2 separate regions of the Homo sapiens genome follow, and region 2 is linked to region 1. A link is an interaction called in ENCODE POLR2A ChIA-PET data of the cell type or tissue named here. Cell type or tissue: PC-9. All regions are shown on one strand. Each heading gives the region's core, and the rest is flanking DNA. Links, peaks and the distances in the headings are about the cores only.

Region 1 (4,406 bases), core at 192-4,191:
GCTATTGTGAGTAGTGTTGCAATGAACATATGAGTGTAAGTGGGTTTTTTTTTTTTTTTTGGTAGAATAATTTTTTTTTCTTTTGGATATATACCCAGTAATGAGATTACTGCGTCAAATGGTAGTTCTGCTTTAAATTCATTGAGAAATCTCCAAACCGCTTTCCATAGAAGTTGAATTAATTTACATTGCCACCAAATATGCATAAGTGTTCCCTTCTCTCAATAGCCTCACGAACATCTGTTATTTTTTGACTTTTTAATAATAGTCATTCCGACTAGTGTGAGATGGTATCTCGTCGTGGTTTTGATTTGCATTTCTCTGGTGATTAATGATGTGGAGCAATTTTTCATATGTTTGTTGACTGCTTGTGTGTCCTTTTGAGAAATATCTGTTCATGTCTGTTGCCCACTTTTTAATAGGGTCATTTGTTTTTTGCTTGTTCAGTTGCTTAAGTTCCTTAAAGATTCTGGATATTAGACTTTTGTCAGATGTATAGTTTGTGAGTACTTTCTCTTATTCTCTAGGTTGTCTGTTTACTCTGTTGATATAATAGTTTCTCTTGCTGAGCAGAAGCTCTTGAGTTTAATTAGGTCCTTCTTGTCAATTTTTGTTTTTGTTGCAGTTGCTTTTGAAGACTTAGTCATAAATTATTGCCAAAACCAATGTCCAGAATGGTGTTTCCAAGGTTTTCTTCTAGGATTATTATAGTTTGAGGTCTTACATTTAAATATTTAATCCATTTTGAGTTACTTTTTGTATATGGTGTAAGGAAGGAGTCCAGTTTCATTCTTCTGCATATGGCTAGCCAGCTATCCCAGCACCACTTATTGAATAAGAAGTCTTTTTCTCATTGCTTATTTTTGTTGATTTTGTTGAAGATCAGGTAGCTGAAGGTGTGCAGCTTTATTTCTGGGTTCTCTATTCTGTCCCATTGGTCTATGCATCTGTTTTTGTATCAGTACCATGCTGTTTGGGTTACTGTAGCCTTATAGTATAGTTTGAAGTCAGGTAATGTGATGCCTCTGGCTCTGTCCTTTATGTTTAGGATGCTACTTGGGCTCTTTTTTGGTTCCATACAAGTTTTAGAATGGTTTTATTCTAATTCTGTAAAAAAAATGACATTAGTAGTTTGATAGGAATATCATCGAATTGATAAATTCCTTTGGGCAGTGTGACCATTTTAGCGATATTGATTCTTCCAAACCATAAACATAGGATGTTTTCCATTTGTTTATGTCATCTCTGATTTCTTCAGCAGTGTTTTGTATTTCTCCTTGAGGAGAGATCTTTCACCTCCTTGGTTAGATGTATTCTTAGGTATCTGTGTGTGTGTGTGTGTGTGTGTGTGTCTGCGTGTGTATTTGAGTGTCTATCGTAAATGAGAATACATTCTTGATTTGGCTCTCAGCTTGAACGTTATTGGTATATAGAAATGCGACTGATTTTTCTAGATTTATTTTGTATCCTGAAACTTGACTGAAGTTGTTTATCAATTCAAAGAGCTTTTTGGTAGAATCTAGGGTTTTCCACGTATAAAATTATATTGTCAATGAAGAGAGATATTTTGACTTATTTTCCTGTTTGAATGCCTTTTATTTCTTTCTCTTGCCTGATTGCTCTGTCTAGCACTTTCAGAACTATGTTAAATAAGAATGACAAGAGCAGGCATCCTTGTCTTGTCATAGTTCTCAAGGGGAATGGGAAGCTCATTTTTAATGTCTTATTCTAAGACTTTTGGTACAATGCAAAGTCAGCTTGCAGGTCCAGCCCTCTTTAAACATAGCAACTTTTTAAAAATGTTTTTTTAATTGAACATTTTGCAGTTTTTAACATTTAAAAACAAGGGGTGTCAGATAAAAATCTAGATATCTGGCTTATTTTGACAAAAGAAGGATCATTTCTGGTGCCATTGCTAAACCTGTCAGGGGTGTGTAAACCAGAGCAATTCCATCTTGAACAGGAGCTGGGTAAAATGAGGCTGAGACCAACAGGGCTGCATTCGCAGACAGTTAAGGTATTCTAAGTCACAGGATGAGATATGAGGTCAGCACAAGATACAGGTCATAAAGACCTTGCTGATAAAACCAGTTCCAGTAAAGAAGCTAGCTAAAACCCACTAAAACCAAGATGGTGACAAGAGTGACCTCTGGTCGCCCTCACTGCTACACTGCCACCAGCGCCATGACAGTTTACCAATGCCGTGGCAACATCAGGAAGTTACCCTATATGGTCTAAAAAGGGGAGGCATGAATAATCCACCCCTTGTTTAGCAAATAATCAAGAAATAACCATAAAAATGGGCAACCAGCGGTTTTCGGGGCTGTTCTGTCAATGGAGTAGCCATTCTCTTATTCCTCTACTTTCTTAATAAACTTGCTTTCACTTTACTCCATGGACTTGCCCTGAATTCTTTCTTGTGCGTGACCAAGAACCCTCTCCTGGGATCTGGACTGGGGACCCCTTTCCTGTAACAGACCCACTTTCCTTAGCTTCTTCATTTTCCCCACATGCCAATAATCTGCTAGAGCTGCCCTTTTTATGACTGCTTCCTTAATGTTATCCTTGGTCTCTCGAAATCATTGTACTTGACCCACTTCCCTCAGAGTAACCTGCATGGCTCCCAAAGATATTTGAGTTTGAGAATCTGGCTTAAATATTTTTTGAACAATCACAAATGGACTGGAGTTCTGACACTTTATAAGATTCTATCATAATTTATACCAAATGATACGAACCCATGTAGTTTGCTGTTTTTAAAGTAGCACTACAGAGAGCAAAATAAGTACTAAATACATCTATTTAAAATTACATCTAATATGTCTTTGTACCAATAATTGAGTAGTAACATGCCCTCTTGCTCAAAAATAAATCTCAGTGTTAGACGTGGGTGGATACTTAATCTAACTTTTTTGCCTGCTATATTTCACATTCTTTCCCTGGGAGTAATGTGCAACCATATGCCCAAGTAATAAATAATATGATAGGAAACAAATATCTATATTATGACAAAATGACAGTCACTAATGCTAATGGGATTTTATAACACAATACACAGGAAAGAGAGAGTGATCCGGCCCCTGAGGTAAAGCCTTAAAGGAATTCATTTTCCTATCACCACTGAGAATACTTTCTATCATGGAATGAAAGGCACTAAAATAAATTGGCAAAATGAAACCTCTCTGCATATGGTGTTTACTCAGAAGGGTGAGGTGCCAAAGAGACTGTCAGCCACAGCAAGTTGGACCTTTACTGCCACGATGTCATTTAAAGAGCTGCCCTGACAAAGCCTCAGCCTTCTGCGTCCATTAGACTCAGTGTGAAAGGTCTCCATTCACTTGCCAGCTGGCGTAGTAGACCATCGTCTAAAGATGTGAACGGTTACAGCCCTGGCCTCGCTGCAACTGGAAACCAAAGAGACGATTAATTATGGATGGAATGCAGCCAGGCAAGGCTGCAATTGTAATCAAATGAGACCACACTGAGGAAAAATAACATTTTATCCTGCACTTGGTAACTCACAGATAGATTTATGACTATACTGCCAGTTGGAGATAAAGTAAAAATCAATCATATTATTCATATGAGTAACATAAGCAAGTACTAGCAAAACAAAAAATATGTTTCCTACGATTGTGTTGCAGATACTTCATTTATATCCAGCTTTATTCAGCAGAATCACACATCCACAACTTTTTTTTCTTTTAATGAAAGCTGAGAAATAAACTATCCACTGGAACTGTAATGAAGAGATCTGCGAACTTTCTGCATTCAAAGCCTTCATTGCAAAAATATATTACAATATTTCCTGTTTTATTGCCTTGCTCATATTTTATTACAACTCTATTGCATATCGAAATGTGCAGCCTAGAAGCTACAGGATATCCACAGTCAACAAATAGAACAGCTTGTTCATTATGTCCATGAATAGTCAAAAAGTTAAAAAGAATGCTAATTCTATGCAGTAAAAAGCTTAAAAACGTATGTTTCTTTTAAAGCACAATTGGAATGTCAAACTAGTTCTGTAAAAGAAGGAGCATCATTAGCTTCACATTCCCCAAAAGAGCTGGTCATTGTTTGGAAGATTCATTTGTCAAACTAAATAGAGAAACTGCAATCATAGATTACAGGTTAATGGGGATGGATGCATGTCTCATGGACTAGAATCAGTTACTATCTAGCCAAGTCCTACTTCACTTAAAAAAAGAAAGAGAAGCCATCAGGTGGTGTTGCACTTGTGGTATGCACTTATCCATTAGGAGCAAAACTGACATGTTCTTTTTTAAAGTCCCTTAAAATGTGGCTGTGTTATGTAGAAGTTCAAGTAACTTTGGCAATTAAAATGACAACGTATACATATTTAACCCAAAGATATGTAAAGTACCTGGAGTACTAAGACCTTCAAA
Region 2 (4,406 bases), core at 132-4,131, 97 kb after region 1:
TTCTGTCTTGTTGATCTGTCTAATATTGACAGTGGGGTGTTAAAAGTCTCCCATTATTATTGTGTGGGTGTCTAAGTCTCTTTGTAGGTCTCTAAGGACTTGCTTTATGAATCTGTGTGCTCCTGTATTGGGTGTATCTATATTTAGGGTAGTTAACTCTTCTTGTTGAATTGATCCCTTTACCATTATGTAATGGCTTTCTTGTCGCTTTTGATCTTTGTTGGTTTAAAGTCTTTATCAGAGACTAGGATTGCAACCCCTGCTTTTTTTTTTGCTTTCCATTTGCTTGGTAGATCTTCCTCCATCCCTTTATTTTGAGCCTATGTGTGTCTCTGCACATGAGATGGGTCTCCTGAATACAGCACACTGATGGGTATTGATGCTTTATCCAATTTGCCAGTCTGTGTCTTTTAATTGGAGCATTTAGCCCATTTACATTTAAGGTTAATATTGTTATGTGTGAATTTGATCCTGTCATTATGATGTTAGCTGGTTATTTTGCTCGTTCGTTAATGCAGTTTCTTCCTAGCATCGATGGTCTTTACAATTTGGCATGTTTTTGCAGTGGCTGGTACTGGTTTTTCCTTTCCATGTTCAGTGCTTCCTTCAGGAGCTCTTGTAAGGCAGGCCTGGTGGTGACAAAATCTCTCAGCATTTGCTTGTCTGTAAAGGATTTTATTTCTCCTTCACTTATGAAGATTAGTTGGGCTGGATATGAAATTCTGGGTTGAAAATTCTTTTTTTTTTAAGAATGTTGAATATTGGCCCTCACTCTCTTCTGGCTTGTAGGGATTCTGCCAAGAGATCTGCTGTTAGTCTGACGGGCTTCCCTTTGTGGGTAACCTGACCTTTCTCTCTGGCTGCCCTTAACATTTTTTCCTTCATTTCAACCTTGGTGAATCTGACAGTTATGTGTCTTGGGGTTGCTCTTCTAGAGGAGTATCTTTGCAGTGTTCTCTGTATTTCCTGAATTTGAATGTTGGCCTGCCTTGCTAGGTTGGGGAAGTTCTCCTGGATAATATCCTGAAGAGTATTTTCCAACTTGGTTCCATTCTCCACATCATTTTCAGGTACATCAATCAAATGTAGATTTGGTCTTTTCACATAGTCCCATATTTCTTGGAGGCTTTGTTCATTTCTTTTTATTCCTTTTCTGTAAACTTCTCTTCTCGCTTTATTTCATTAATTTGATCTGCAATCACTGATACCCTTTCTTCCACTTGATCAAATCAGCTATTGAAGCTTGTGCACGCGTCACATAGTTCTCATGCCATGGTTTTCAGCTCCATCAGGTCATTTAAGGTCTTCTCTACACTGTTTATTCTAGTTAGCCATTCATCTAATCTTTTTTTCAAGGTTTTTAACTTCCTTGCGATGGGTTCGAACATCCTCCTTTAGCTCGGAGAAGTTTGTTATACCGACCTTCTGAAGCCTACTTCTGTCAGCTCGTCAATCTCAGACTGCTGCGCTAGGAGTGAGCAAGGCTACATGGGTGTGGGACCTGCTGAGCCAGGTGCAGAATATAATCTCCTGGTGTGCCATTTGCTAAGACCAATAGAAAAGCACAGTATTAGGGTGGGAGTGTCCTGATTTTCCAGGTACATGGCTTCCCTTGCCTAGGAAAGGGAAATCCCCTGATCCCTTGTGCTTCCCGGGTGAGGTGACACCCCACCCTGCTTTGGCTCACCCTCCGTGGGCTGCACCCACTGTCCAACCACCAATGAGATGAATCAGGTACCGCAGTTGGAAATGCAGAAATCACCTGTCTTCTACGTCATTCACACTGGGAGCTGCAGACTGGAGCTGTTCCTGTTCGGCCATCTTGGAATGGAATCTGGAGATCTTTTTATCATTGAGCATAAGGTTCTAGAAGCTGGATTTTACAATTTTCCACTCAGATCTACTTAATCAGATTATCTCAAGGTAAGGTCTTTAGAAACTAATAGAACAAGAAGTAACTGGAAATCACTGACTGAAGCTGTCAGAAGTTGGTGCAGGATAAATTTCAAGTCACTGATAAGATGGAATGTAGGTGATAATACTAAAGAAGACAGAAGACGGAAACTTGGAGAAAAGCCTATATTTTCAGGTTCACAGAATTTTTAAAAACCAGATTGCTTTGTACAATTCTTTAATTGTTGGGAGGGAGTCAGAAGAGATGGTGCCAGGTACAGGTGCGTTTACTCTGGCAGGGGAGACTGCTTCTCTACTATGCTTACAATCCAGGCCAGTATGAATCCATATTGTGATCTTTGTCTACAGAACTAAAAGAGGGCTTGGACAGAGGTGGAGGAAGAAGGAGTTGCAACTGCTCAGCTGTATTGACAGCAGGACTGTATGTAGGTCTTACTTTCACTTGTAGTGAATGTAGGTCATCCCTAGCACAGAAGGTTGTGTTGCGAAAAGCAAAACAAGCTTTCAGGGAAGATTCAAGATAGGAGTGGTAAGTGCGCCCTCTTTAGGTTGTGCAGGATCAAAGGAAGAATCAAACAGGACTGCAGATCTCATAGTTTCTACCACTAGTTCCAAACCGGGCAATTGATAAGCGTTTAGAAAAGATTTATAGAATGAATAAATGAGCAAATTAAGTGTGCCTTAGAATCTTTGTGCCTCATTTTTCTTACTGGGTTGTTCTGGGGAGAATGAATGAAGTTGCTGTAGCTGTAATATGAATAATTGTTAGATAAAATAGTACTTTATTGATATATGATTACTTTTACTTTTTAGGTTTCTGAAGATCACAGAACTTAACTAAAACAACATATTTGTCATAAGCAATTAAGATTTAAGCATTACTCTAGACTACGGAATTCTTTTTGGTGTAAAGCAGGTAAACTGAGCAATGATGCAGCATAGTTTCTGATCTAGTGAAGAGAAAGATAAAATCGCTGGCTATCTGCAAGTAATTTAATGACCAAACTGAGATCTAAATTTGACATTTGAAAAAAAAATTAGAATTTCTCTAAAAACCAACATATGTTAAATAAATGAATGCAAGGCAGTTAGTTTACAGGGTTTTTTTTTTAGTTTCTCGCATTTATCAATTATCCTCAAAACTGTCCTCTAGGGAAAGCAAGATCTGTGCGATTTACCATTATTTTATAAATGAGGAAACTGAGGCTTAGTTAGGTTAAGAGATTTACTTGCTGAAGATTACTAAACTAGTAATTTTTGGATCTGTAACTTGGCTTACTTCAGGTAAAAGCTCTGTCCTGATTACACACTGACCCGCTTTGGGATGTGGAATGCAGGTAACTCATCATGAGTCAAGGAAGGAAGAAGATTCTTTCAGAAAGTTTCAACTATGACAGATGAAGGCAGAAAAAAAAATATGGAAGGTCAACATATTCTTGTTTTGAAAGTACATTTCCTGTTTTTAGCACAATTATCCCTTAGTATGCTTCATTTATCATAAAGATGTAATGTTAAAGGATTAATAACTAACAGTCTGGAATCTTTGAGAATCGGCAGCAAATTGATGACATACTCAATCCAGAAGAATGTTATGGTCTTAAGGCATCCAGATGTAGTTTCAAAATCAGGGAATGAAATAAAGTCTAAAGTTTAACACTCACAAGAGAAATAACTGATGTTGGGGACTGTCATGCTATCTTCTATTTAAAGGTAACTGCCTAGTAGTAGAAAATGTGATTATCTTTTTTTTTTTTTTTTTTTTTTTTTTTTGAGACACCGTTTGGCTCTGTCGCCCAGGCTGGAGTGTAGTGGTGCAATCTCAGCTCACTGCAACTTCTGCCTCCTGGGTTCAAGCAATTGCTTTGCCTCAGCCTCCTGAGTAGCTGGGACTACAGGCGCGCACTGCCATGCCCGGCTAATTTTTGTTTGTGTTTTAGTAGAGACAGGGTTTCACCGTGTTGCCCAGGCTGGTTTCCAACGCTTGAGCTCAGGCAATCTGCCCACCTTGGTCTCCCAAAGTGCTAGGATTACAGGTGTGAGCCAACACACCTGGCCAAAAATGGGATTATCTTAATGCCCCATGTGATCACCAAATATTAAACCTATATGAGTCTTTGTATTTTCCTTAGAACAGCAACTCTCTATGACATAAATTGAAAATGTATTTGGTGGCTCATTTAAATTCAGAGTCAATGTGATTCTTCAGAAACTTTAAAGATTAAATGAGCCTGAGAGACTGATAAATCAATTCTGTTGTAAATAATATCTTAAGACATTAGATAGAAAGGTTGTACAAAGCCAGATTTTCAAACATTTCAGTAATTCTGCAATTAAACTCTTCTCTAAGGTGTCCTGGTACTAAGTACAATAAGACAAGGGCATGTTTCAGGAAAAATCTGAAATATTAGGAAGTTACGTGTGTAATTTGTGTGTTGGACGATTACAAAGATAAGTGGTGTTTAATTTGAAATCCTGCTATATAGACAATAGTT

Evidence for each region. ChIA-PET counts read pairs that join two places held together with the same protein. Peaks named below come from ENCODE experiments on the same cell type or tissue, not always from the same donor. Only the 100,000 strongest peaks of a DNase experiment are listed, where the experiment ranks them.
Region 2: POLR2A ChIA-PET joins it to region 1 with 6 read pairs; 3 of 35 experiments call an interaction of 5 or more read pairs at or near these places.

What each region holds. Positions count from the first base shown.
Region 1 is chr7:12,770,583-12,774,988 of GRCh38, reverse strand. No RefSeq gene overlaps it. Among named protein-coding and RNA genes, the nearest start is that of ARL4A, 85 kb to the right of the region's middle. In PC-9, for the core only: no CTCF peak of the experiment used is centred there; no DNase peak of the experiment used is centred there.
Region 2 is chr7:12,673,093-12,677,498 of GRCh38, reverse strand. LOC105375157 (a long non-coding RNA gene) reads left to right here and starts at 1,909. Exons shown (of 3, transcript XR_927043.2): 1 at 1,909-2,089; 2 at 2,728-2,830; 3 at 3,199-3,463. RefSeq lists an enhancer at 1,216-2,415. In PC-9, for the core only: a CTCF peak has its summit at 2,439; a DNase peak (open chromatin) is centred at 2,394.